Regions from separate parts of the Homo sapiens genome. Here regions 1, 3, 4, 5, 6 and 7 are each linked to region 2. The links are chromatin contacts, found by Hi-C or POLR2A ChIA-PET in ENCODE. All regions are on one chromosome and are shown on one strand. The core of a region is the stretch at or near the end of the contact, and the rest is flanking DNA. Distances in the headings are between cores, read along the strand shown.

Region 1 (2,780 bases), core at 83-2,582, 1.8 Mb after region 2:
CCAGGCAGGTCTCCAAAGTCCTAGGCACAAAGGATCTTCCCGCCTTGGCCTCCCAAAGCGTTGGGATTACAGGCCATGAACCACTGCGCTCTCCCTATGTTAGATTTTCTATTCCTTCCTTCAGGGTAACGGTTTCCACACAAAGAAAGTGGCCAAACAGCAAACAGAACACAGATTTATCCCCGTGCGCTTTTTCTTCCCTCAGTGTAAGTGACTTGCCAACAAGGGAAACTCAGTAAGCTTTGATTCTGAATAAAAGAATGGAGTGACTATTGGGAGCTGTTTACCAAGACGTGAGACGAGACGGTAAACCTTTGAAGCATTTACTTGGCACCTTCAGGGATTTCAAAAACTATTTAAAAATACGTTGCAAAACTTCATAAACGTTTTCTTTTTTCACATTAATAAAAATATGAGCACAGATGGTGATGAAGGCCGAGAGATACAGAGCCCAGGCTTTCAAACTATCTGATGATCCTGAGCCCTCAAGTCTCCATCTGGGACGTCAAAGAAGTAAACCGGACATCAAGTCCTGGCTGAGCTTCTTCCTAGGTGGGTAGAGGAAGCTATGTCACCGACAGATCCTCGAGGTCCTTCTGTGAAGTGAATATTAAAATCAAACAGGCCCTGCCCTGCGCTACTGCAAGAAATGACATCGCTTTATTAAAAACCAACATGCGATACTGAATGCTGAAAACCTGGTTTAGTGAACAAAGGTTTGTAAACGTTATTTAAATAACCAGCATGACTCAGAGGAGGTGAATTCCAGTCCCAGCAAATGAACCTGGGGCTGGCTGTTCCACCCTGGAAAAGATCACTGAAGTTTCTGTGAACGTAAAACAGCTCACGATACGTTTATGAGACTGATCTGTGAAAACGCTTTGGAAACCCCAATTTCGTATTTATTTAGATTCCCATATCCACCGCACTTAGCTTGTCCTCGTGGTTCGGGGACCTCTCCTGGCGGGAGGTGGTGCCGGAACAGGTTGGGCGGCCCCAGAACCGTGAGGGGAGAAGGACGGGATGAGGGAAACTCTGCAAGGGGCCGGGGCGGACCCAGTGGTCAGGGGAGGTCCAGAGGGCGCAGTGGACGCCGGCCGGGCCGGGGACGGAGCACGGAAGGCCCCGCCATTTGCTCTCCTGCCTTACCTGCATGTTGGGCACGAAGCCCTTCTTGATCCTCCAGCAGTTTTTATTGATCTTCTCCAAGAACTGCAGCTCATCATTATAGCTGCGACTCATGGTGGCGAAAACTGTAGCAAAAACTCCCGGCTCCGCTTTGAAGAGCCGCTGCCGCGTAGTCCGGCTTCTCAGAGCACCGCCTTCCAAGAACCAAAGCGCAGGCGCGACCAGCGCCGCAGCAGATGAGCAACGGCAAGCGCCGAGGCTCAAAATTCTTCAGGCCAATGTCTTTCCTCTGGTTAAGTTGTACTGTCCTGTAGTGTATAACTTTAGGATCTTTATTAGTCGATTTCCTCTAAACTACAGCTAAGCGAAATCCAGAAGTTTAAAGTATAATCTAGTTATCTTTTGTTTTGGAAATGCTTTTCAGCAGCTTATGAAAACACCTTGAGTCTGGGTCAGGTTCGGTGCATTGGCTTGGAGTTTACACCCTCAGCTGGGAGGGGAAAAAGATAACGCCAGCAGCTGAGAAAGAAAAACCTGTTTGAGTAAATACCATAGCTGAACATTTATGTTTCAGAATGAATCTGGATATACACCAAATAACTTTTTTGGTCAGAAAGGAGCATCCCAAAGAATGAAGCATGGCAGCTTATCATTTATTCTGACAAACACTTGTGGGTGCATCTATTGTGGCCAGACATATACTACAAAATGATCAAATCACAGCCCTTATGGATCGCCAAAACTCCCCAGTCTAGCCGCATTTGATGATCAAGACCTCTTTAATCATGCTTTTATACGCCGTGTCTCTTGTTCATAGTGGTAAGTGAGCTTTAAGTGATTTCAGTTTCCAGTTCGGCCTCATGTCAACAACTGCAACTTTGGGATTAGAAAGACGCAAGATTCAATTTCTATCTGTGCCATTTACTGACTTGGTGTGATTAACCCCTCTTATCTCTGTTTCGTCATCTCTAAAATGGGATCATAATTCTTTCTTGAGTAGAAGGCTAAATGAAGTGACACTGGAGGGGTAATCAGCACGGGGCTTGGCACACGGCAAGCACTCTATAAACAGCTCTCCTCTTTCCATTCCCCCACTAGACTGTAAGTGCTGCAAAAAACAGTATGTAGTTTCCATTCATTTGTTGCATTATCTACACTGGTTCCGCTTTTCTTCTCTTCTGCCCCAATTTCTCCCCATTGATTAGGTGCTCTGACACATTAATATCATTCTCAGTTATGAATTGTCTGAGTTTAGTACTCTGCACTGCCATTTCATTGAATCTGTGGTGGGTGAAAAATCCCAAAGCTTGAAGTGATACAACTTTTAGAGTTTCCTGTGGTTACCCTGTTCCTTCTTGGAAAGATTTCAGAGGTAAAGAATTCTCTTTTAAAATCAAGCCTTGATGTCTGTGCAACCTTAGGTCTCTTCCCTTTTCTATGTCTTATTTTATTTTATTATTTTTTTGAGTTGGAGTCTTGCTCTGTCGCCAGGCTGGAGTGCAGTGGTGCCATCTCGGCTCACTGCAACCTCCGCCTCCCAGGTTCAAGCGATTCTCCTGCCTCAGCCTCCCAAGCAGCTGGGACTACAGGTGCGTGCCACCACTCCCAGTTAATTTTTGTATTTTTAGTAGAGACTGGGTTTCACCATGTTG
Region 2 (2,879 bases), core at 25-2,524:
AATAGTTCTCAATGGGGTACTCCCTGGGTATGTGCTGGGGGGAGGAGAGTTCAGCAATGTTTGGAGACATTTTTGGTTGCTGGGTGCTACTGGTATCCAGTAGGTAAAGGATCAGGGATGTTGCCAAATATCCTACTACACACAAGACAATCCTTCCCACAACAAAGACTCATCTTTGTTGATTCTGGCTCTGAAACCCAGCTTTTAAAAACTGTAACGATTTTGTTACATATCTACATCTGCAACTCAAGGGCAGGTTTTCCATCTTGTATCTTTGCAGTTCCGATGGCTAGCACTGGATACTCAATGTAGTGTGTTGGGTTAAGAACACTGGCAATAGAAACTTTCACTCTGAAAGAAACACTTAAGCCAACTATATATTCCTCATTCCCATTCCCTTCCCAGTCTTTTCATGTCACTGGGCCGATTCTCCATACAGCCACAAGAACTCCCTGAAAAACTCTAATCGTGTTACTCCTCCTTTTTTTCCTACTGCACGTAGAATAAAATCCAAGCTCTACACTATTCCTACTGCACTTAGAATAAAATCCAAGCTTACAGGCCTTGCACGATACAGTACGTGTCCAACCCCAATCTTATCAGATGCCATTCTTTTCTTGGTTTACATGCGAGTCATCCTAATGTCCTTCCAACTCCTTACACACAGCAAGCCTTCCCTGCCTACTGATCTTGGCACTTGGTTTCCCTTGTCAGGCCTGCTCGCTAAGCACTCCCATGCCCCAGAACCCATCCAAGACGTTCTGATCTTTCCCATTTCAGCCGAAATGTTATGCCTCGAAGAGAACTTCCAAGACAACACTAACCAACTAATGTAACGGTGCAGTAACGGTGAGCTCTACGTAATGTTTATCACCCTTTCGGTAAATAGTGGTCCCACGGCTCGGCCTGCTTTTGGAATGAAGCTACGCTTGGTAAGTTCAACTCTCTTTCACAGCCCTCTCCACAGAAAGAACTCTGGAGTTCGTTCTCGGATTTCACTAAACGAATACTGCCATCCTTGTCCATTCTCGGACCCCTTCTCGCAGCTGATTACGGTCACGTCGATCCCGTCTTTCCAGTCTCCACGAGACGGAGCCCGGGAAAAGAGTCGACCCCATGCTCTGCCGCCCCCGCACCCCACCCCTCGGGAATCCCCACCGTCTTTCCCAATCACCTTCTTCTTCTCAAGGCCTCCCATCGCTCCACGTTGAGGAGCCGACTAGGGCCGCGCGTACAGGGAGCTCCACTTCCTCCCGCACGTGCCCTGCCAAGGACCCCGAGGACCCTCCCCACCCCACGCTGTCTGTTTGTGCGGGCTGCCCAATGAGATGCCTGTACAAGTCCAGGGAAAGATGGGGATTTCCTCCTCAAGATTTAAAACTATAGTCTGAAAAAAATCACTGAGAACACTCTTTCCAGATCTTTCCCGCTCACAATGGTTACAAACACTTTAAGTGTTAAAACAAACGTGGATATACAGGCTTTTCTGTAATCACCCTGATGACGATTCATTGACTGTGAGCCTCGTTGCATGTTGGGACGGAGAGGGGCGGAAGGCTTAGGGACAGCGCGGTGCCTTCTGGGATGCAGAGGGGCGCCGCACTCCATGGTGCGCGATAGGATTGCGTTGTCAAGGTAACGGTTGCTAAGCGTCGTCAGACTTCGGCTGCCGCTGCTGAGAAGCGGTTCCCGAGGGGCAGGGTGAGACTGCGCTGAGTTCCCACCGGCTTCGGGTTCTCTTTGGTTCATTCGCGGTTATGCGGCTAAAATAGAAAAAAGGAAGACATTTTTCCTCGCGGAGGTATAGAGATCCTAGAGGCCACTTATATTTTCTGAGCCTTAGTGGTGGACTCGTGGTATATTTAAAATGTACATTCAAGGCTGGGAGCGGTGGCGCACGCCTGTAATCCCAGCACTTTGGGAGGCCAAGACAGGCGGATCATCTGAGGTCAGGAGTTCGAGACCAGTGTGACCAATATAGTGAAACCCCGTCTCTGCTAAAAATACAAAAATTAGCTGGCCATGGTGGCACACGCCTGTAATCCCAGCTACTCGGGAGGCTGACGCAGGAGAATCGCTTGAACCTGGGAGGCAGAGGTTGCAGTGAGCCGAGATCTTGCCACTGCACTCCAGCCTGGGCGACAGAGTGAGACTCCATCTCAAAAATAAATAAATAAATAAAATTAAATGTACATTCAACATATTCGAGCTTTTAATTTGTACACATAAATTCTGTAAGTGTTCCTCAAATAATAATTCCAAGATTTATACAAATAGTCACATCACCTTGAGATGGTGCAGTCTGGAAGTAGATGCAATTTTAAGAGGTTTTTTTTTTTTTAAACGTTTCTCCCTTTTTCCAAATTCCAAATTTCGTTCGAAGATGATCTCAAAAGTTTAAATTTGAGGCTCTTGTGAATGTGACCTGGCCCAAGGACTTGGTCTTAGAACTTACACAGAGACAGACGTTAAGCACTGGTGAATACTTGTTTTGAACTATGTGACTTGCACTATCTAATTTAAAGCTAAAATTTAAAACCCAGCAATTCCACAGTTAAAAATGAGATGAAGCCGGGCACGGTCGCTCACACCTGTAATCCCAGCACTTTGAGAGGCTGAGGCAGGCGGATCACCTGAGATCAGGAGTTTGAGACCAGCCTGGCCAACATGGCGAAAACCCATCTCTACCAAAAATACAAAAATTAGCCGGGTGTGGTGGCAGGCACCTGTAACCCCAGCTAGTTGGGAGGCTGAGGCAGGAGAATTTATTGAACCCAGGAGGTAGATGTTGCAGTGAGCCAAGATTGTGCCACTGCACTCTGCACTCAAGCCTAGACGACAGAGCGAGGCTCCATCTCAAAAAAAAAAAGAAGAAGAAG
Region 3 (3,002 bases), core at 225-2,724, 1.2 Mb after region 2:
AAGGATGTGCAGATGGAAGATTTTTTGTCACTACAGTAAGTCAGGGAAGTGGGAGAGGGCATCTCTAACCAGTCAGGAAGAAGTGATACCTTCTGTGGACAAAGGAAGTGCTGGCGTCTGGCATCAGGTCTCACTTTCTCTTAAGAGCACAGACCTGTTTCCAAAAGCTAAGTCTTTTTTTTACTGATTATTTTCAGTGAGGCCCTCTTTGTTAATTTGGGAAAGTATTGAACAGCAGGATCTAAGGGGACTGGAAGTGTCTCTTTCTCTAACCCCTAAGTGGGAGGGAGTCTTCCACTCCAGTGAGAAAGGATGGTTGAACACTTGTGATGGAGGCTGCGAGGGGCATGCATGGAAAAATATGCTTCTCTGTGCAAGATATTAGTTTTCTTTTTTAACAGATTAAGTAATAGTAATAGCAACAGCTTACCAAAAGCTTACTATATAACTAGTATTTACACAAATGCTCCCTTAGCCCGCATGACAATTCTAAGAAAACAGAACCCAAATTGGAGATGGACTGAGATTCAGACAAGTTAAACAAATAGTCAAGGTCACAAAGACGTTAAGTGAGAGACCCAGGTTTGCAACGATTACACTCCAAAAGCCATGCTCTTAATAATGCAAGGGAAAGGAGCTCACTGCACACCAAGAGGCTTAAAGGGAAGAAGAGAAGCGAGGGTCTCTCTGTGGACATCACGAGGGGAGAGGGAGAAAGGTTGATTTCTGATACCATAAAGTAAAATTTCAAGGTCTTCCTCTCCGTATCTTGGGGTACAGGCGAAAAATAAAGGAGGAAGGTAAGTCTCTTTCTTACTGGGAAGAAAGATCCCCTCTGTCACTTTCAGGCAAGTTGGGTCTCACTCTTCACCTGGGTGACGCTGACCAAAGTTGGGGGAAAGGTCTCATTTAGGGGTTATCTTTTACTCCTCCTCAGGATAAGTTCAGAATCCCCCTCGAACCCTGGGAGTGGGTCTCCCTCTGCTGACCAACGGATGAGCGCTAAGAAAGAGCGTACGCCTCCGATAAGGGGCGTCGTCCTCTCCGAGGAGATAAGTTGGGGGATCCCTGTTGTATCGAGGTTGAAGAGGAGTCTCTCTCCCGCGTCGGAGCCATGACTCGGAGAAGCCGCTTTTCTCTAGCGACGCGGGGCCTGGTCTCCTCCCTCTCCCTGGGTCGTTCCGCCGCCCACAGGGCAGCCTTGGTTCCTTTCCGCGCCCCGAGAGGGCGGGGGGCCTGGACTCCCCTTTAGCAGCACCACCCGGCGGAGGGTCCCTTTAGGGCGGAGTGGGGCGGGGCGGCTACGCCCGAAGCCTTCCAGTCCCGGCCTCTTACCCTGAGACCTCCTCCGCGGCCCGCGCTTGCCCAGCCAGCTCAGCCCCTGCAGCTGCAGCCCCGTCGTCGCCAGGTCTACCTGAGCCTACGGAGCCGACAGAGGCCGGGGGCGCTCCGGCCGCCGCCACCTCTTCGTCTCTATGGTCCCCCTGCACTTCCTCATCCGGGGCCCGAGCCAGCCATGCGGACTCGCCCAAATCCCGCCCCCGCACCGCGCGCGCGCACTCCAAGGGAAGGCTCTTCCTGATTCTGACCTCCCGCCCTCTGCTAGCCCCAGCCTCCCTCAACCCCGCCCCTGCGGCTCAAACTCTTAAAGGGAAACACAACTTTTGGTTCTGCTCCTGCTGAGCCACAGGACCCAGTGCCGGCCTTCGCTGCTGTCACCCTGTTCCAGTCCACCGTTTTTCTAGTCTGGACGGCTACAATTCTAAGGGCCTGCCTGCTTCCACTCTGGCAGCCCGAGAGATCTTATTCTACTGGAAAGAGTGTTTTGGGTCATGACACTCCTCTGCTTCTTCTAATCACACTGACCACTAAATAAATGGCACCTCTGCCTCCAGTTGGTTACAGAACCTTGTTTTATTTTCTTCATAGCTTTAACACTAGCTGAAATTTCTATGTCTCATCTCTTTATTGACTTGTTTATCATTTATCTTCCTCCACCTTGTCTGTTTTGTTCATCACTTAATGCTCAGCACCAAGAGCAGTGTCCGGCACAAAACTAGACGCTCAATGGACATTTGAAGGAAGGAAGAAATGTTTATCCAGTGGAAGAATTGAGGTCCAGATAATGAAATCGACTTGCCCCAAATAATACGGCTTTGTGTTAAAAAATAGAAATCGACCAGGCGCGGTGTCTCACGCCTGTAATCCAGCACTTTGGGAGGCGAAAGCGGGAGAAGCACTTCAGCCCAGAAGTTTGAGACCAGCCTGGGCAACATAGTGAGACATCGTTTCTGCCAAAAAACAAACAGCTGGGTCTGGTGATGTGTGCCTGTAATCCCAGCTACTCTGGAGGCTGAGGCAGGAAGATCACTTGAGGCTGGAAGGTTGAGGCTGCAGTGAGCAGTGATAGTGCCACTGCACTCCAGCCTGGATGACACAGCAAGACTCTTTCTCAAAACAAAACAAAAATTGCTCAGGTGTTGATGCACCTGTGCTCCTAGCTACTGGGGAGCCTGAAGCAGGAGGATCGTTTGAGCCCAGGAGTTTGAAGCTGCATTGAGCTATGATGGTGCCCCCACTGCACTCCAGCCTGGGCAACAAAACAAGACACTGTCTCAAAAAAAAAAAAAAAAAAAAAAATTGAATGCTTCAAAGTTTCGTTTCTTTCTTTCTTTTTTTTTTTTTTGAGACGGGGCCACGTTCTGACACCAGGCTGGAGTGCAGTGGTAGGATCTCGGCTCACTGCAACCTCTGCCTCCCAGGTTCAAGAGATTCTCCAGCCTCAGCCTCCTGAGTAGCTGGGATTACAGGCGCATGCTACCATGCCCAGCTAATTTTTGTATTTTTAGTAGAGACAGGGTTTCACCATGTTGGCCAGGCTGGTCTTGAACTCCTGACCTCGAGTGATCCGCCTGCCTCGGCCTCCCAAAGTGCTGGGATTACAGGCGTGAGCCACCACTCCTGGCCTTCAGAGTTTCTTTATGAGAGTTGCCAAATTAAAA
Region 4 (2,700 bases), core at 169-2,668, 1.9 Mb after region 2:
CATGGGCAGAAACATGTCTTTTTGGTCTCTTGAGTCTCCAGCATGTGGGGTATCTGTCACAAAGTAGGCAATCAATACATATTTATTTGCAGAATCAAGGGCAGGATGTGGACAAGTGCTGCCACCTATTGGGAGAAACTTTATTTGACTCTAAGGATTTGGACTATGGTTATCACACAAGGACGAAACTTGATACTCTCTCTCATCTAAGTTATCATTAGTTAGACCCTCTATGGTAGCCAGCCTCCAGGATGGCCCGCAGCGATCCCTGTCTGTTGGCATTCATACCTTTGGCTGGATCCTCTCACACATAGGGTTGGTTTGTAAATATGACAAAAGCCGTATGTGACCTCTGGAGCTAGGTCATAAAAGACATTGTGGCTTATACCTTGGTCTCTCTGGGATCACCTGCTCTGAAGGAAGCCAGCTGCCATGTCATGGGGACACTCAAACAGCCCTATGGGGAGGTTCACGTGGTGAAAACAGGTCTCTGGCCAACAGTCATGACTGTGCCATCCTGGAGGCCGATCCTCCAGCCCTAGTCAATAACTGCTGCCCTGGCCTACAGTTTGTAATCTCATGGGAGACCTGGAGACAGAACCACCCAGCCACGCATCCCCAAATCCCTTTACCTCTAAAACCTGTGGGACAACAAATGTTTATTGCGTTAAACTTTGGGGTGATTGTTATGCAGCCACAGAGTTCTAATAAACTGTCGGACATAGATTACTGGCTACAAATAGTTCTACTTTTTTTTTGAGACAGGGTCTCGTTCTGTGGAACCAGGCTGAGGTGCAGTGGTGCGATCACAGCTCATTGAGGCCTCGACCTCCGGGCTCAATCGACCCTCCCGCCTCAGCCACCCAACTAGCTGGGACTACAGGCAGGCGCCACCACACCTAATTTTTTGTATTTTTTGTAGAGATGGGGGGGGGGGTTTCACCATGTTGCCCAGGCTGGTCTCGAACTCCTGGGCTCAAACGATCCACCCGCCTCGGCCTCCCAAAGTGCTGGGATTACAGGCGTGAGCCACCGCGCCCGGCCAACCTAAGGATTAACCTAAGGCTTCTCAGAGCAGATGCCGCTGGAACTGAGGGCCACGGAAGAAAGGGGGTGACACTTGGTCCTGGGGAGTGGCGACTGTATTGTCTGTCTGCAGCATCCCTATCAGCGCTACCGTTGTTCCACGCACACAGGGAGTAAGTACTGGGAGTCCCAGCCACCGCCGCGGAAAATCTGGGATGCCAGCGAGCGGCCGCATCTCGGCGCCTGCGCACTGTGCCCGCGCTCTCAGGCAGCGCCGTTGCGCGCGGAGTCATCGATCGGCCGACCCCGAGAGGCCCGGTTCCTTTAGGCCGCCTGCCCGCCTCCAGCTCTCGGGGTCGGCTCCAGGAGGCGCCCTCAGGAGAGGGGCGGGCGCTCTATTCCAGAGACCGAGTGGCAGGGCGGCCACTGTGGCGGGGCTCTTTCCCCGTTTCGCCTCAGCTACCCCTCAGCTCCGGTAGTCGCCAGTCCGGGGTCGTCGCCGTTTGGGGCGGGAGCTGCTCGGCCCCGCCGCCGTCCCCGTCGCCGCTTCCGGGTCCAGGCCCCTCGGGCCGCCTGCCGCCGTCATGAGGCTGCGGGTGCGGCTTCTGAAGCGGACCTGGCCGCTGGAGGTGCCCGAGACGGAGCCGACGCTGGGGCATTTGCGCTCGCACCTGAGGCAGTCCCTGCTGTGCACCTGGGGGTACAGGTACGCTGGGGCCGGGGCTGGGCGGCCCGCGGGGAGTGGGGAGTGCTTGGGGTGGGTGCAGGGCGGGTTGGCGTCATCTGTGGGCTGCAGGCGCGGGCGTGGCCGGGCGATAGGCCAAGTGCGGGGACGCCGGGGGGGCCTTCACGGGAGGCCCGGGCTCTTCCGGGCGTCGCGGAGCCGGAGGGTGCAGGCGACGGGAAGCGCGGGTGGTCGGCTGGGGTCCGGCTCCTGGAGAACATGGCCCGGCCTCCCGGGGGCTCTGGTCCCCTCCTCGGTGAGTCATGGCTTCTGGTTTTGCAGTAAACGGAACCAGGGAGAGGAGGGAACGCACAATTTCCACAACTGGTTAGATTTCAAGTTGGAAATGATGAGCTTGGCTTGGGTTAAACCTTTCTGGACTGTGAGGGGTCCGAGTTAATTTCTTCAGCTGTTGGAGTATTTCAATGAAAAAGTTTGGAAATTGCTAGAAGTTAAAAATCTGCCCTCAATCCGAGGCCACCGGTAGCTTGTATCGCTGCTGTGAAGCGGCAACAATTTTAGATTCTGTTGTGTTCATGCGCCGAGCACCGCGGTGAGCGCTTGGACTTCGCCGCCGAAAAGTTTTAGAAAGGACAGCGTGTAGGCGTGTTTCAGACCATTTCATTTTCTTGGGTGAAATGTTGCTTTTTTGCTAAAACTGAGGCAAACGTTGATCTTGAGAGCTTGCAGTTTGGGGGCAGTAAAGTTGAGAAAGGATCATATTCTGTTATTGGTTTGTGGGACTGCAGGTGAAGCTGCTTTGTTTCCCTAAAAGATACTTTTTGGGGACAATAATTTGGGAGTAAAGCGGCAAGGTAAGAGTGGTCCTCTTCAAATACTGAGCTAGTGAATTTGAAACTTGAGTGTGCTAAGGAAAAATGAAAAAGATGTTCCCTGGGGATTTTTAGGTGAATTCTTCAAAACAAAAGCAAACCTTCCTACGTTTTCAC
Region 5 (2,770 bases), core at 164-2,663, 1.3 Mb before region 2:
CCTGCATTGTCCTTCCCTCCATTTTGCCAGCAGGCAAACTCCTATTTCACCCTTGGAAGCCCAGCTCAAATATCCCTTCCCCTCCTCTGGCCCCCTAACATCATGGATCTTATCCTTAGGAGCACAGCTTGGCCAGTCTGTCTCCCTAGGCAGGTGGTCTGAGCTCATGGCTCCTCTGATCCAACCCCACATTCCCCAGGGTATTCACAGCACACAGCCAGTGCTTTATATATGTTCACTGAAAAAAGGACACTAGCTTGGCTCCTGGTCCTGCCGAGGGATTTGAAGGTGAACCCTGCCCTTCGCGGACCCGGGCATCCACCTAGGGGGCTGGGGCTAGAGGTCCAGGAAGGTGGGCAGGGTCAGCCTTGCCTGGAGGCAGGGTTTGGGGCCAAGGCACCCACCGTAAACCTCCTCCTGCATCGACACCTCACAACCATTCCCCAGCTCTGGGCACCTTAGCAAGGGTGAAGGGCTTACCCGTGGACACTCGGAACTGGGACTTGAGCCCCCTGGACCTCACTTTCTTCAATCTATGAAACGGGGCAGTGCACCACCAGGCCCTGCCTACCTTACTGGGAAGCCGGGAGGGCAGAATGGAAAGACAAGGACGGAGATTCTTCCGGTGGCGGATAGAGTAGGGGGTCCCAGGATCTGTCTGGTTCGAACTCAGCTGGTGACTTTGCAGAGATACTCAATTTCCTTGGGCCTCAGTTTCCCCTTCTGTAGAAACAAGGATATCGGATGAGGGATGATTAAAGGGCCTGCTCCACCTCGACCGTTACCGGGGATAGGGTCTCGGGGCCAGGCACGGCGTTCGAGGCCTCCCACCCAGCCGACCGGCCTTGGGGACCCTTCCCCGCTGGCCCGGGCCACGCGTCCCGGGTACTCACTGCAGAGCGCGCCCGGCAACCCCGAAAGGCCGGTCGGGGACCCCGGCTGGGAGTCAGGACTCTAGCTCCCGGGCGCGACCCGAGAACCCTGAATCCATTCCGCGCACACCCGGCCGCGTGACCCCTGCCGACCGGCTGGCGCGCCACCCATTCCCCGCGGCCCGCGGATTAGTCAGCAGTTGTTCTAGTCCGGGTCCCTTCCCCCAGCCCTCCCGCCGATCTCCGTCTCCCTGCAGGGCCGACTCTTCAGCGACCGTCCCTAGAGCCAGCGGACGGAACCATTCCAAACAGCCTAGTCTCGTGCTGAGAGCCTCTCCGGTTTCACGCTGAGACCCGCTCACCCCCGCTCTGGCCCCTTAGATGCTATTTTGGCCCGAGTGTCACGTCGGGCGCTCTTTAGAGAGGACTGGGACAAGAGTTGCGGACGCGAAGAACGAGTAAGCGGTGGTTCATCCCTCCTGACCCCACCCCCGTGGCCTGGCCCGATGGTCGCGCCCGGGGTTGCGAGATTTGCGCCTGCGCAGTGCGGCGCCTAGAGGGAAAGCGAGAGGGAGACGGACGTTGAGAGAACGAGGAGGAAGGAGAGAAAATGGCGTCCACGGGTGAGTATGGTGGAACTGCGGTCGCGCCGGCGGTAGCCGGAACGCCCAAACTGGGGGTCGTTCGTCTCTGGGCTTGGCTGGGAAGACTGAGTGGAGTTGCCGAGAGGGGGTTGAGGCACCCGCCGCGGCCCGACGAGCTCGGGGATCCGCATTCCTCTCCCCTCCCCCAACCGGGCGGGCCGGTTCTGGAATCTTCCGGCGCCCGTGGCGCGCGGGGGGCTTGCTGCGGCGGGGGCGCGCGGGGCCCGCCTTGGCCTCCATTGTGTGGCGGTCCTCGCGCCCTGAGCTCCGGGCCTCCCGCCACGTGGGCGGGGCCTGCGGCCTTCGAGGCCCTGCGTGAAGGGGAGGATTTGGCCAGGCCTCAAGCCGGTCACTATGAAACCGCCGGGGGGCCCGCAGGCTGCTGTCCCTGTGAGGCCTCCCTCCCCGTTTTCAGGGTTTCCTGAGAAACCAGGGGAAAAAGCAAATAAAGATACCGTGGATTTGTGGGCCGAGGGGTGCCGGCCTATGAGCGGGAGCCCCGTCATCCTTAAGACCCAGTCGGCTGGGGCGTCTGGCGCTGCCGAGCTGCCCCCTCTGTGGCTTCCAGCCCCAAGCCGAACTTCTGCTCGCCTGGGCTTTAGACAGAATGTGCTTCCCTCCTCCAGGGCCCCCAGTTTGCCGCTTTCTTGGGCTTCTCCATTTTTATCGTTATTAATCCACGTCCTCCCCTCCCCCAAAACCAATTAAGTGGCTTCCCAGGGCCCTTTTTCTGCAAACGCCGAGGGACATCCGTTGTATAATAAGGCCAGCCTGGGTCGAGAGACGAGAAACGCTACCAGAAAGATATTTCTGGTCTCTCTGACCTAGGAGGAACAAAAGGCCGAGCCTTCATTTGAATTATGTTTCAGCAGTGGCCTCGCACGTTTATTCGCCTGCGTTAGGCCGGCAGGCCTGTTGATTTCGTAGGTCGACAGAGGAGAGGGGAAAAAAGGCCAGTAGAAGCAATCTTAAAGGCACTTGCAAGCAAGCCCCGGTTGGGAACTCCAAAATGGGAGTAGAGTGGTCCTTGATGGAAGGAGCGTTTAAGAGTGTCGCCTAGCCATCACCTGCAGTTCGCAATCTGTGGGTACACTAACCCGCGAAAATTGGCAGGGTGGAGCATTTTTGCCCCGGGGGTATTCTCAGGCCACCTGGTTCCAGGCCTTAGAGACAGTGGGAGAAGATGAGAAGGAAGACAGGAAAAGTTCTGGGCACTCCAGAGTTTTTGGAGTCCAGAATCCAGCAACTTAAGGA
Region 6 (2,714 bases), core at 122-2,621, 1.2 Mb before region 2:
TTTATCCTAAAGAAAGTAAGTCGAATGCCCCTTATGAAGATCAGACAAAAAGCAATAAGGCTACATCGTGACATAAATCCAAATAAATACAACGGCAGCTAAAAATCTTTTTTTTTTTTTTTTTTTTGAGACGGAGTCTCACTCCGTGGCCCAGGCTGGAGTGCAGTCGCACGATCTCGGCTCACTGCAACCTCCACCTCCTGGGTTCAAGCGATTCTCCTGCCTCAGCCTCCCAAGTAGCTGGGATTACAGGCGTACGCCACCATGTCTGGCTAATTTTTGTATTTTTATTGGAGACAGGGTTTCACCATGTTGGTCAGGCTGGTCTTGAACTCCTGACCTCACGATCCACCCGCCTCAGCTTCCCAAAGTGCTGGGATTACAGGCGTGAGCCACCATGTCTGGCTAAAAGTCTTAAATATCCCCTACACCCCAACCTTAACTCCAGTCTTTCCTTTGTCTCTGTACTTTGCAGGTCTCTGACAGCCTGGCAGAAAACCTGGCCTTGCCTCTACTACCCGAATGACCTTACATGTGGGATTTAACCTCTCTGTGCCTCAGGGTCCTCATCGATAAAATAGGGATATTTAATCCCCACAAAGGTTGCTGTGAAGTTTAAATGTGTCATTGTAAGGAAAGTGCTTAGCACAGTGCCCGGTACACAGAAGGGACTCGATAGCCACTAGCAAGCATCTCCCTCGTTATTTTGCAGCATTATCACCGGTGTCTCCATTCAGTTAACTTGTCTTAGAGGCTCCAACAAACAAGACCAAGCCAGTGCCTAGCCGGAGGCGGGCGGCACGGGACCGTTTTCTAGTTTTTTTTTCTTTCTTCTTTTTCAACCTTGGCAAAGAGATAACGCCCTGAACAACGAGGAGGCCTCAGGATGGCCATGGAGGTGAGTCCGAAAGAGGAAATCAGAGCCCGAAGAGTTTTCCCTCAGGCCAGTGGGGAATTCCTCGGGGCCTAAGTCCTGTCTCTCCGGGCGGAAGCCCCAGGAGGTGCTGCGGGTATGGGGCGGCCGAGGAACAGGCCGGCGGCCAAGTGGGCGCGAATGAATGAACGAACCCTCAGCCCTTCCTCCTCCTCTGGCTGGGGACGTCGCTCGCGCCCCTGCAGCGCCGCGTCCTCTTCATGACCTCTGACCCCGCAAACCCCTCACCTAGGACCCCTGACCCCTCGCCCCACTTCTTCTCCTGGCTCGCCCGGGTCCCCGCTTCCTCACCCGCAGGTCCCAATAGCTCCCGGCGCCCCGGCTCGGTTCGGCTTGGCACCAAAATGTCCGCGGCCTCCACCTCTCGCTCTCCCGGTGCGTCCGGGCTGCCGGCGGCTCGGAGCCCCGCGGCTGTCACCTGCCGGGCGGAAGTGAGCTGCCCGCGCGCGGGTACTTCCGGTGGACGCAAGGCCTGAAGGCGGGGTCAAGGGTACAACCCTGGCGGGGGTGGTGCCCGTGGGGCGGGGCAAGAAAAGGGGAAGAGCCCAACGGTATTAACCCCTCGGCAGCCGCGGCGCTGCTATGCTGCAGTCTCCCGCAGAGCCCTTGGGAAACCATCCCGCTAGCCAATTCAGCGTGAGGGGGCCGGGCAAGGTCGTAGGGAGTTTGAAGTCCATCTTCTGTGTAAAGACGGCAAATCTGAGGTTCTAAGAGGGGCAGGGTTTTGCTCAAGGTCACTCATTTTTTGTTTGTTTGTTTGAAATAGGGTCTTGCTCTGTTGCTCAAGCTAGAGTGCAGTGGCTCGAAGATCTGGGCTCACTGCACCCTCCGCCTCCCAGGCTCAGGTGATCCTCTCACCTCAGCCTCCCAAGCAGCTGGGACCACAGGTGCGCAGCACTACGCCCGGCTAATTACTTATTATTTACTTATTTATTTTTTGTAGAGAGAGTCTCACTTTATTGCTCAGGCTGGTCTCGAAATCATGGACCCGAGAGATCCTCCCGCCTCGGCTTCCCAAAGTGCTGGGATTACAGAGGGGTCTCTCTCTGTCCAAACTAGGTTTACAGCTCTAGTTTGGACCCCTCCATTCTTAAGATGAGTGACCTTGAGCCAGACACAGTGGCTCATACCTGTAGTCCCAGCTACTCGGGAGCCTGAGGCAGGAGAATAGCTTGAGCCCAGGAGGTTGAGGTTACAGTGAGCTATAATTGCAGCACTGCACTCCAGCCTGGGCGACAGATCCAGACCCTGTCTCAAAAAAAGAAAAAAAATGGCCGGGCATGGTGGCTCACACCTGTAATCCCAGCACTTTGGGAGGCCGAGGCGGGCGGATCACAAGGCCAGGAGATCGAGACCATCCTGGTTAACATGGTGAAACCCCGTCTCTACTAAAAACACAAAATATTAGCCGGGTGTGGTGGCAGGCGCCTGTAGTCCCAGCTACTCAGGAGGCTGAGGCAGGAGAATGGCGTGAACCCGGGAGGCAGAGCTTGCAGTGAGCCGACATCACACCACTGCACTCCAGCCTGGGCGACAGAGCAAGACTCCGTCTCAAAAAAAAAAAAAAAGAAAAAAGAAAAAAACCATCTGCAATCCCACTGACCTAAGACAATCACTTTTAATATTTTGGTGAATATTCTTCCAAACTTGATAGATCATTTGTTTTTTTTTGTTTGTTTGTTTTGAGACAGGGTCTCGCTCTGTTGCCCGGACTGGAGTGCAGTGTCGTGATTTTGGCTCACTGCAACCTCTGCCTCCCAGGTTCAAGCGATTCTCCTGC
Region 7 (2,870 bases), core at 113-2,612, 1.1 Mb after region 2:
CCTCCCAAGTAGCTGGGATTACAGGTGCCTGCCACCATGCCCGGCTAATTTTTGTATTTTTTAGTAGAGACAGGGTTTCACCACATTGGCCAGGCTGGTCTCGAACTCCTGACCTCAAGTGATCCACCCACCTTGGCCTACCAAAGTGCTGAGGTTACAGGCGTGAGCCACCGCGCCCAGCCTGTGACACACTTTAAATGAATTCAGGGTTGACTCATACACAGCACGCCTGGTAATAACATTGAAAACAAAGTCTCCTGCCCAAATTCTAACAGTTACCACCACAATGCAGAGCCCTCTCCTGAGAGATAATCATTTCTGTACAGTTAATGATGAAAGAGTGACGCTTTCATAACAAGACCAATGATGGTTTCTGTTCCCTCTCAGTCCAAATCCAGTGTCCGTCTCCTCCCAAAACAATAGGTTATCCTCTGATCAACGCTGACAAAATGAACCCTGTAGGAAACACACAAGTATGGCGCATCTCTCAAATCTTAGCTCTTTGAAATGACACCAGGCAGCCGACTCTGAATCACAGCTACATTTTAATCCATTTTCCGACACTCCAAATGCTCTAAGCTATTTTCTGTATAACCACTGCCCTCACGGCGGGCAGCCTGAGAGAAAGATCGTCGCGTGAGGGGGTACCTTGATGGGGGTCCGGGCTCTGCTACAAACTGGCTAGGTGAACTTGAGCAAATCCCTCCCTCTCTCGGAGCCTCAATCTCATTAACTCCAAAGAGAGACAGCTGGACTCAGAAGACCCCTCAAGTCTCCCACATTTCTAAGAATCTAACAGCTGGGGGTCACAAGGGTAACCAAGACTCTAGCCCCATAACATATTGTTTTGAGATTACCTAACCTAACCCTCTAGCTTCAAAGACTAAGATCCAGAAATGAAAGTTGCCTGACACTCAATCTAGTGTCCTTCCCACAGGACATCATTCCTTCTACGAAAACGAACACACGAGAAAATGGCATCTGAACATCTGAAAGCCCTGCCTCGACTCAAGAGACGGGCAGGTAGCCTATTTCATCTGATTTTTGTCCCTCGTGAACTTCCACCTAGCTGGAAAGGGCAAAGCGCGAGCTTCTAGGCCACACCCTAAGTAAATCCGGACCGCCCTACGCAGGAGCAGTCGCACCTGCTCCTAAGCTCGAGGTGAAGGTGGCTCCGTCTCCACCCGAGCTCGCCTCAGAGCGAGCCCGCGACACAGAAACATCTCTCTTCAGACCCCAGCTTGGTCCAGGTTGCCCCACGCCCCAAGGTAGTCTCTCCGCGCTGCTATACCTGCTCCGCCACGGCGCGACCCCGTGCAGTAATCCCAGACATCGGTGCCCCACGGACGTCGCCATCTTGTCTGCTCCTTCTCAGCGTGCCACGCCCCCTTCACACGCTGGGCGCACGCTTAAGGCGTCACGAGTCTCGAGTTCAGTGGGCCAATGAGAAAAGCGCGGGTTGGGGGCGGAGCCGACTAAGCTCCGCCCTGTGGCTACTCCCCACCTAACCCGCTTGGCACCTGCGGAGGTAGGGGAACTAGTGGAGCTGTAGGTTTCGCTAAACCTGGGCTTGGTCGCAGCACTGCCACTCCTCCTCCTTCCCTCTGGGTGCCTTTCCTCATGTACCTGGAAAATCTGAGTCATCCAAGATCCAAGAATGTCGTTTCAAGTGATCGAACTTGCTCATTTTACGGATGGGGAAACTGGGCATCCATGACTCAGCTCTCGTTTTTTAAGCGCCGGAGTGTGTTGTGAGCACTTTGCAAGCATGGTGTCATATCATTCTTATCTCCTACCGCTGTGCTGCCAGGGAGACCGGGGGCAAACGGTCTTGGATCACCTAGAAATGCAACCAGTCGTTAAATTCGGTGCCTGGTGCTTGCTCTTGAAAAGGTTCCTATCTTCAATTGTAAGAGGAAAACGAGTTTTCAATCATGTCTGCTACTTTTTACTGAGCACTGACTAGAGACTCGCAGCTAGGCCCGAGACATTATCCCCATTTTAAAGATGAGGTACCTGAGGCTCAGGAAGGTTAAGCAACATCTTCAAGGGTACATAAAGGGCATATGCCCAAAGACTATAAAATAGTGAAGCCAGAATTTGAACATACGTCTCTGACTCCAAAAACCATGTCCTAAACATCTTCTTCTTTTTTTTTTTTTTTTGAGACAGAGTCTCTCATTGTCGCCCAGGCTGGAGTGCAGTGGCGCGATCTCGATTCACTGCAAGCTCCGCCTCCCGGGTTGACGCCATTCTCCTGCCTCAGCCTCCCGAGTAGCTGGGACTACAGGCGCCCGCCACAACGCCCGGCTAATTTTTTTATATATATTTTTCGTAGAGACGGGGTTTCACCATGTTAGCCAGGATGGTCTCGATCTCCTGACCTCGTGATCCGCCCGCCTCGGCTTCTCAAAATGCTGGGATTACAAGCGTGAGCCACCGCACCTGGCCTAAACATTCTTCCTTTTAAGCCCTTTGTCAGAATCTGGCAGAATTTGGGTCCAACAACTGAAGGAATGCAGCCCTACTTTTTCATCTGCTAAGCTGATAATCACAGTTGCCTTCACCAGGCATTTGACAGGAGGAGGAATATGCTCCCTGGTCCCTGCAGGTATTTCTGTGTAGTTGGCTTAAGTTCAACTAGGGCATACTCAGCTCCTACAGAGAGCTTAAAAGGCACCAGGTTTGGTATTGGGGGGAAGAAACCTCCCTTTGTCATGGTTTTCAAAAGTCGGAAAAGAAAAAAACAAATGTATAGAATTGGTTTTGGCCGGGCGCAGTGGCTCACGCCTGCAATCCCCACTCACTGGGAGGCTGAGGTGGGAGGATAGCTTGAGCCAAGGAGTTGAGACCAGCCTGGGCCGGGCGCG

Evidence for each region. A loop is a pair of places that touch in the nucleus more often than their neighbours do. ChIA-PET counts read pairs that join two places held with the same protein, here RNA polymerase II (POLR2A). Pooled maps may share reads with other maps.
Region 1: a pooled map shows a loop between it and region 2 (11-fold over the local background). The contact joins the promoter of RTCB here to the promoter of PES1 in region 2. A Hi-C loop is called at or near these places in 1 of 37 single-sample maps with no recorded cell type and 7 of 50 pooled maps. POLR2A ChIA-PET finds 5 or more read pairs at or near these places in 1 of 52 experiments (CD4-positive, alpha-beta T cell).
Region 3: a map of B cell shows a loop between it and region 2 (18-fold over the local background). The contact joins the promoter of PRR14L here to the promoter of PES1 in region 2. A Hi-C loop is called at or near these places in 4 of 168 maps with a recorded cell type or tissue (B cell, CD4-positive, alpha-beta T cell and naive thymus-derived CD4-positive, alpha-beta T cell), 1 of 37 single-sample maps with no recorded cell type and 16 of 50 pooled maps. POLR2A ChIA-PET finds 5 or more read pairs at or near these places in 1 of 52 experiments (activated B cell).
Region 4: a map of B cell shows a loop between it and region 2 (25-fold over the local background). The contact joins the promoter of FBXO7 here to the promoter of PES1 in region 2. A Hi-C loop is called at or near these places in 2 of 168 maps with a recorded cell type or tissue (B cell and CD4-positive, alpha-beta memory T cell) and 9 of 50 pooled maps.
Region 5: a loop to region 2 is called in a map of naive thymus-derived CD4-positive, alpha-beta T cell, with 14 times the contacts of the local background. The contact joins the promoter of EWSR1 here to the promoter of PES1 in region 2. A Hi-C loop is called at or near these places in 1 of 168 maps with a recorded cell type or tissue (naive thymus-derived CD4-positive, alpha-beta T cell) and 9 of 50 pooled maps. POLR2A ChIA-PET finds 5 or more read pairs at or near these places in 1 of 52 experiments (BJ).
Region 6: a loop to region 2 is called in a map of naive thymus-derived CD4-positive, alpha-beta T cell, with 10 times the contacts of the local background. The contact joins the promoter of AP1B1 here to the promoter of PES1 in region 2. A Hi-C loop is called at or near these places in 1 of 168 maps with a recorded cell type or tissue (naive thymus-derived CD4-positive, alpha-beta T cell), 1 of 37 single-sample maps with no recorded cell type and 6 of 50 pooled maps. POLR2A ChIA-PET finds 5 or more read pairs at or near these places in 1 of 52 experiments (GM12878).
Region 7: a map of CD8-positive, alpha-beta T cell shows a loop between it and region 2 (25-fold over the local background). The contact joins the promoter of PISD here to the promoter of PES1 in region 2. A Hi-C loop is called at or near these places in 1 of 168 maps with a recorded cell type or tissue (CD8-positive, alpha-beta T cell) and 7 of 50 pooled maps. POLR2A ChIA-PET finds 5 or more read pairs at or near these places in 1 of 52 experiments (activated CD8-positive, alpha-beta T cell).

The regions. Positions count from the first base shown.
Region 1 is chr22:32,410,915-32,413,694 of GRCh38, forward strand. It overlaps RTCB (RNA 2',3'-cyclic phosphate and 5'-OH ligase), which reads right to left and starts at 1,333. Exons shown (of 12, transcript NM_014306.5): 1 at 1,150-1,333. The coding sequence starts at 1,242. RefSeq lists an enhancer at 1,303-1,482.
Region 2 is chr22:30,590,636-30,593,514 of GRCh38, forward strand. It overlaps PES1 (pescadillo ribosomal biogenesis factor 1), which reads right to left and starts at 1,275. Exons shown (of 15, transcript NM_014303.4): 1 at 1,175-1,275. The coding sequence starts at 1,198. RefSeq lists enhancers at 1,103-1,818, 1,298-1,597, 1,818-1,897.
Region 3 is chr22:31,748,658-31,751,659 of GRCh38, forward strand. It overlaps PRR14L (proline rich 14 like), which reads right to left and starts at 1,475. Exons shown (of 9, transcript NM_173566.3): 1 at 1,336-1,475. RefSeq lists enhancers at 485-1,117, 1,357-1,916, 1,406-1,700.
Region 4 is chr22:32,473,393-32,476,092 of GRCh38, forward strand. FBXO7 (F-box protein 7) reads left to right here and starts at 1,419. Exons shown (of 9, transcript NM_012179.4): 1 at 1,419-1,732. The coding sequence starts at 1,611. RefSeq lists enhancers at 394-453, 1,179-1,679, 1,342-1,511, 1,680-2,180, 1,766-1,935 and silencers at 1,500-1,689, 1,700-2,009.
Region 5 is chr22:29,266,855-29,269,624 of GRCh38, forward strand. EWSR1 (EWS RNA binding protein 1) reads left to right here and starts at 1,414. Exons shown (of 17, transcript NM_005243.4): 1 at 1,414-1,495. The coding sequence starts at 1,483. RHBDD3 (rhomboid domain containing 3) reads right to left here and starts at 1,127. Exons shown (of 7, transcript NM_012265.3): 1 at 894-1,127; 2 at 572-723. RefSeq lists enhancers at 1,006-1,877, 1,270-1,329, 1,440-1,499 and a silencer at 1,670-1,759.
Region 6 is chr22:29,387,199-29,389,912 of GRCh38, forward strand. AP1B1 (adaptor related protein complex 1 subunit beta 1) reads right to left here and starts at 1,372. Exons shown (of 23, transcript NM_001127.4): 1 at 1,226-1,372. It also overlaps a transcript of RFPL1 not described here.
Region 7 is chr22:31,660,853-31,663,722 of GRCh38, forward strand. It overlaps PISD (phosphatidylserine decarboxylase), which reads right to left and starts at 1,363. Exons shown (of 8, transcript NM_001326411.2): 1 at 1,292-1,363. The coding sequence starts at 1,356. RefSeq lists enhancers at 95-988, 284-423, 397-1,596, 814-863, 1,104-1,403 and 1 more.